2 separate regions of the Homo sapiens genome follow, and region 1 is linked to region 2. Evidence: read pairs that join two places in POLR2A ChIA-PET (ENCODE). Cell type or tissue: MCF 10A. All regions are shown on one strand. Links, peaks and the distances in the headings refer to the core of each region. The heading gives the core; the rest is flanking DNA.

What was found. ChIA-PET counts read pairs that join two places held together with the same protein. Peaks named below come from ENCODE experiments on the same cell type or tissue, not always from the same donor. Only the 100,000 strongest peaks of a DNase experiment are listed, where the experiment ranks them.
Region 1: POLR2A ChIA-PET joins it to region 2 with 5 read pairs; 2 of 35 experiments call an interaction of 5 or more read pairs at or near these places.

Annotation. Positions count from the first base shown.
Region 1 is chr13:25,652,745-25,655,656 of GRCh38, forward strand. The region is part of intron 24 of ATP8A2 (ATPase phospholipid transporting 8A2); the gene reads left to right. Among named protein-coding and RNA genes, the nearest start is that of ATP8A2, 280 kb to the left of the region's middle. In MCF 10A, for the core only: no CTCF peak of the experiment used is centred there; a DNase peak (open chromatin) is centred at 1,767.
Region 2 is chr13:25,869,659-25,872,570 of GRCh38, forward strand. The region is part of intron 33 of ATP8A2 (ATPase phospholipid transporting 8A2); the gene reads left to right. Among named protein-coding and RNA genes, the nearest start is that of SHISA2, 180 kb to the right of the region's middle. In MCF 10A, for the core only: no CTCF peak of the experiment used is centred there; no DNase peak of the experiment used is centred there.

The DNA.
Region 1 (2,912 bases), core at 301-2,800, 220 kb before region 2:
TTTTCTTTCAGTAGAGTTTTTAAAGCGCACTCTGCCTTTTGGCTCTGCTGAGATTCTTTCAGTTCCTGGATTGTGTCTCTTGTCCTTGCACTGACTGTGCCATTCTTCCTTTTATTTGGAATGTTCTTCATCACTGCCCACACTCCCACCTGTACCTAATGATTTCTTAAGCTTTAGATTTCTGCTGAATCATCCCTTCCCCAGGATGTTCCTTCAGACTTTTCACTAGGTCATGACCTCCTGCTGTGTACTTCATCACAATCTACATCTTCTGTTACAGTGCTCTGTTTCAGTGCAATCACTCTTCCCTGCTGGATTGTAAACGTCTTCAGGTCCAGGAAGGTTTTTTGTTTTGTTTAAGTCTTTAAACCATCTGAGTTAATTTTTGTCTATGGTGTAAGGAAGGGATCCAGTTTCAATCTTTTGCATATGGCTAGCCAGTTATCCCAGCACCGTTTATTGAATAGGGAGTCCTTTCCAGACTGGATAAAGGTGGTACATATACACCATGGGATACTATGCAGTCATAAAAAAGAATGAGACCATGACCTTCGCAGGAACATGGGTGGAGCTGGAGTTATTAGCCTTAGCAAACTAATGTAGGAACAGAAAACCAAATACCACATGTTCTCATTTATAAGGAGGAGCTAAAGGATGAGAACACATGGACACATAGAGGGGAACAACAGACACTGGGGCTTACTGGAGGGTGGAGAGTGAGAGGAAGGACAGGATCAGAAAATACAACTAATGGGTACTAGGCTTAACACCTAGGTGATTAAATAATATGTATAAGAAACCCCCATGACTCAAGTTTACCTATATATCAAACCTGCCCATGTAATCCTGAACTTTAAAATAAAAGTTAAATTAAAAACAAGATTTTTGTTTTTGTTTTTGCTGTTGTCTCCTTAATCAGGAGAGCAGACCGCACACAATGGGTATTTAATAAATTGCTTAAATGAATGCATGAATGCTTGCTTCAGCAACATAACTTTGGCAATGTGGAGATTGTGGTGGAATAGGAGAGAAGATGTAGAGAAGCCAAATGAAATCTGTTCCAACTTTTCAGGCAGAGGAGGATAAGCATATGAGCTAAGGTAGACTTACTCAGGATAGAGGGTAAGGGTTAGCTTTCAGAGTGAAGAGGTGTGATTGGCATCAATTAGGTGCTGACTGGATGCTGGCGAGAGAGAGAGAACCAGGTGAATGGGATACCTCTGGAGGAGCTGGCCTTGGGAAGAAAGGTGAGGGAAAGGTGGGGACATTTGCTTTCCTCCCTGTACACTGTGAAGGTAAGGCATGAGGGAGAATGCCCCTCAGAAACTGTTGTTTGCCTCAAAATCCAACAAAGCTCTTTTTAGGTTTGAAAAGAAAGCAGTTCTTTTTTGCTCATTCATAGAATACCTTTCAGTGAGTTGCTTCTAAGGACGGTAGCAGAGTTTTTGCTGTCATTGTTTTGTTTTATTTTTTGGTTTTTAGACAGGGTCTCACTCTATTACCCAGGCTGGAGTGCAGTGGCACGATAAGGGCTCAGTGCAGCCTAGACTTCCTGGGCTCAGGTGATCCTTCCACCTCAGCCTCCCGAGTGGCTGGGACCACAGATGTGTGCCATATGCCTGACTAATATTTGTAATTTTTATGGAGATGGGATTTCATCATGTTGCCCAGATAGTTTTAAACTCCTGGGCTCAAATGATCTGCCCGCCTTGGCCTCCTCCCAAAGTGCTAGGATTACAGGCGTGAGCCACTGTGCCCTGCCCTTGGTAGAGTTTTGAAGACAGTTGTTATGATGTTAAGTCATTGCACTGAGTCACTAGGCCATCCTTTGGCTTTACAGGACATAAAATATGGGAGTTTCATCACCAGACAGTGGGCGGTACTGGGTTTCCTACTGGGTGGACAGTCCTGCTAGTGGGAGAGTTCTGTCCTTAGTCTGTGCCCTTGGACTGTAGATATAGACATAGAAGGTCATCTCCCTTTATTTCGCCTTTCTGCCTTCATTGTCACTGGGGAGACAGTCCCCCCAAGTCTTCCTGTGTGTGACGCTGTGCAGGTGGTACATAGAAATGCCCATCAGTGATACTTATTTTGATGCTGCTGTGATCCTGAGAATTTTCCCACTTATAGGTGCTCTCTTTGGGATATCTGTTGGCATTCAACTGTTTTCAACAGAAGTCTCCAAAATTGGTACTCATCCAGGGTTATGTTAACTGCCCAGTGTACCGAAGGGTGATGTGGACAGGTGGAAAAAGACTGGGTTAATCTCTTAGTGAGACTAAGTGTTTTTTTACAAGTGGTTGGTTGTCTGAGGGTTAGAAGACTTAGAAGAGTTTTACATTCTACATTGAGGAAGTAGGCACTCACCCATGGTGGGTGGTCTGATGTCCTTGTTTCTTCAGTGGAGTTCTTTTTTCTTTTTTTCTTTTCTTTCAAGACAGAGTCTCACTCTGTCACCCAGGCTGAGTGCAGTGGCACAATGTCAGCTCACTGCAACCTCCGCCTCCTGGGTTCAAGCAATCCTCCTGCCTTAGCTTCCCAAGTAGCTGGGATTACAGGCATCTGCCACCACGCCTGGCTAATTTTTGTATTTTTAGTAGAGACAGGGTTTTGCCATGTTGGCCAGGCTGGTCTCGAACTCCGACCTCAGGTGATCCACCCACCTCGGCCTCCCAAAGTTTTGGGATTACAGGCGTGAGCCACCACACCCAGCCATCAGTGGAGCTCTTAATGTCATTTAGAACATTATTATTGTTGCAGTTGAACTGGAGATGGTAGGAAATAGTGAAGTTCTGCAGTTGTTGAAACAAGATGCTCCCTCAACTGTGCTGTTCCCCACAGTAGAGAGGTAAGACACTCCAGAGGAGTTGATGGTCGAGCAGCTATCTGATGCCTCTAACTGGGAATGGTCT
Region 2 (2,912 bases), core at 193-2,692:
TTTATTGAACAATTGAGATGAGAAAAGTTCTCTTGTCCCCCTGGCAGGGCGTGTGAGAGGGGAGTGGCTCGCTTCTTCAGCGCCCCGCTGCTCAGACCTCTAGGGGAGCATACAGATGGGCAGGCTGTGGGGTTCTGACCCCACGGTAGTGTCTAGGGGTGAATGTTTACAGCTCCTGAACCCCAGTGGGCATGTGTTACAGGGTACTCTTTCAGTTTAGCTGTCCGTAGGCAGCTTGTGTAAACCAGCTCAGTTAGACCCTCTACTTTGTCACAAGGACAGAGGGCTTTGTGTATCCCAGGTTCTTGCCTTGGTTTACCGGAAGAATCAGATCACACGTGGGCTTGGAGAATGAGTGCAAGGTGTTATTGAGTGGAAGTATCTCTCAGCAGATGGGGGAGCCAGAAGGGAGATGACTTTTCCCTGGAGTTGAGCCACTTGACAGCCCGGCTGTCCTCCAATTGTTCTGGCCAAACTCTGTGTCATTCTGGCGATAGGTGGCCTGACGGCGCGCGGGTGCCTGTCCGTGCATTCCTCTAGACATCTGGCTTTCCAGTGTTCCTCTGCTGATGTGTTTCTCTCAACGTCCAGCCACCTCTGTGTCTGCTGGCTAGGGTCTCGATTTTTGTATAGGCACAGGATAGGGGCGTGGCAGGTCAGGGTGGTTTTGGGAAATGCAACATTTGGGCAGGAAAATAAAAATGCCTGTCCTCACCTAGGTCCCTGGACACAGGCCTGGGGGTGGAGCCCTAGCCAGGGACCATGCCCTTCCCCCATTCTGTATCATTTAAAGGGACCACTCCCTTCCCTTCCCAGCACTTCCCTTCCATATCACAATTACTACATATCAGACAAAACATATTCATGAAAATATGTTTAATATATGCAGTTACATGTGTAATGAAGTAAGCATTGGCTCATTCAGTAATCTGCAACCACATGAGGAAACTGAGGCTTAGAGAGAAAGGATCAGTCTCTTGACCAGGCAGGGAGTAGAGTGGCTGGGATTCTTCTGGAGTCGGTTGGACTCCAAGCTGGGTCTTCTCACTTTGTGACTATGGAAAGCAGCTACAGTGATGATGAACCAGGTGTTTGAGAAATGTTGCTCAATTCTCCTTAACGTTTTGCTTTTAATAAATTTTATCTGAAGTGACTTACCCCGCAATGCAATAGAATTTTTAAAATATGAATGTTGAGTTAGAAGGAATAAGCAGACTTTGTGTTTGAGCTGCAATCTTCTGTCCACGAGCCCAATCTTTTTTAAAGTAAAGCAGGTTTCAAACAACAGGATTTATTTTTTACGTTCATTATAGAAAGCCCTCATTTTTTTAGTCCTTGTCCTCCCTTCCCCCGTATACAATTTCCTCCATTTTGGCAGTTTATTTTCTTTTTGGCCTCTCATTTCAAGGATGCTGTGTGTTAATTAGAGGCCCCGCGGCTTTGATTGAGTGGTTTTTTTTTTTCTTCAGAGGTTTTGTTGTGGTGTTGGCATTTGTCATTCATTCTGATGTTAATTTTTAAAATATCTGTCAGCAAATTAAAGTACACATTACATGCTGATTTTGTTTGTTTGTAATATTTATGCTCAGTGGTCACAGTGTACGTCTGATGTGGTTTTGAACTTTTCCTTTCTTGAAACATGTGGAAATGTGTATGTGGGCCACTCTTATTAAGAGTCTGCACAGGGGTTTTCTTCTCCAACATCTTCAGAGGGAGGTGGCCTTGTCTGATGACTGGAGGTTATCATCATCACAGTTCCCCCACCCAGAGATGGCAGGGATCTTCAGGTTTATCCAATTTAAAAGGTATAAAAGTGCCAGAGAAAGGCCACCAAGTCCGGTTATGCAAGAAAACATGACCACGGTAGGTTAGAGAAGAGAGAAAAGAGAAGCATAGCATGCTATTAGGCATGTACCAAGAAGTTTCTGTTTCATATAAATGATGATGCAAAAGCTATTGTGGACAGTATCTGAGAGGCCCAAAATACTGAACAGACTTAAAAGTAGGGGATATTTTCAGTGACTATTGCTTACATCATCATTGTAACATATCGAAGCATCCACTGAGTAAATTGGATGCTTTCTGAACTTTGATTAGCCAGCTGTCATAAGTGTTGGCATTCCTTTGGCTAAAGACAAGAAAGAGAAATCTAGGTCGCTTGTGTCTGTGCTTGTATGTATACTTCGATTCGCAATACTTTTTTAGTGACTGAAACCTGATTTCAATGCAGGATGGAAACTGAAAGACAGGCATATTTAAATGTGCAGAGTGCTTTCTACTGTGCTCTGAAGACAAACCCTATCCACTTTGCTCAGCAGGAGCAAAGACATCTCTCATGCAGGGTACAGTGACATCTTGCCATCTTCCGCCTGCCCTGCGTCCATTCCCCTCACCCCCCCGCCCTCTTTCGGAATGCGCATTCAAATGGTGCTGCTTCTGCCTCTTTGCCACCTCTAGGGTCTGGATCTGTGACCCAAACTGGTCAGCCGGGTCCTCTGCCTCACTGACCATGGCAGTTGATTCAGGAATGCACATGGTGCCCCAGGCTGGAGTATCACCTAGAGACAGTTCAAGGATTTTTTACAGAAACTAATTGGGGGATGGAGCTCTTTTGCTGCTGGGTCTCTTATAGGAGGACGGTGTCAGCCTGGAGCGGCTAGGACACCCTGCAGAAGGTGGCTGGCTGAGGATGAATTGAGCACAGAGGAAGGGTGCACTGAGAGCCATCAGCATTGAGCACACCCCTGGATCCAGCTCTGCCTGAAGCTAGAGCCATCTCTGACCTGTTAGATATTGTCGTTCTATAGCAGAAACACAGTTGGTTCCATTTTCCTACCATGCATCTACCAAGTTGGAGTAGGAAGGGACTTTGTCTACTTTTTATAGACTTCAGTATGTCCTTCCCCCAGCTT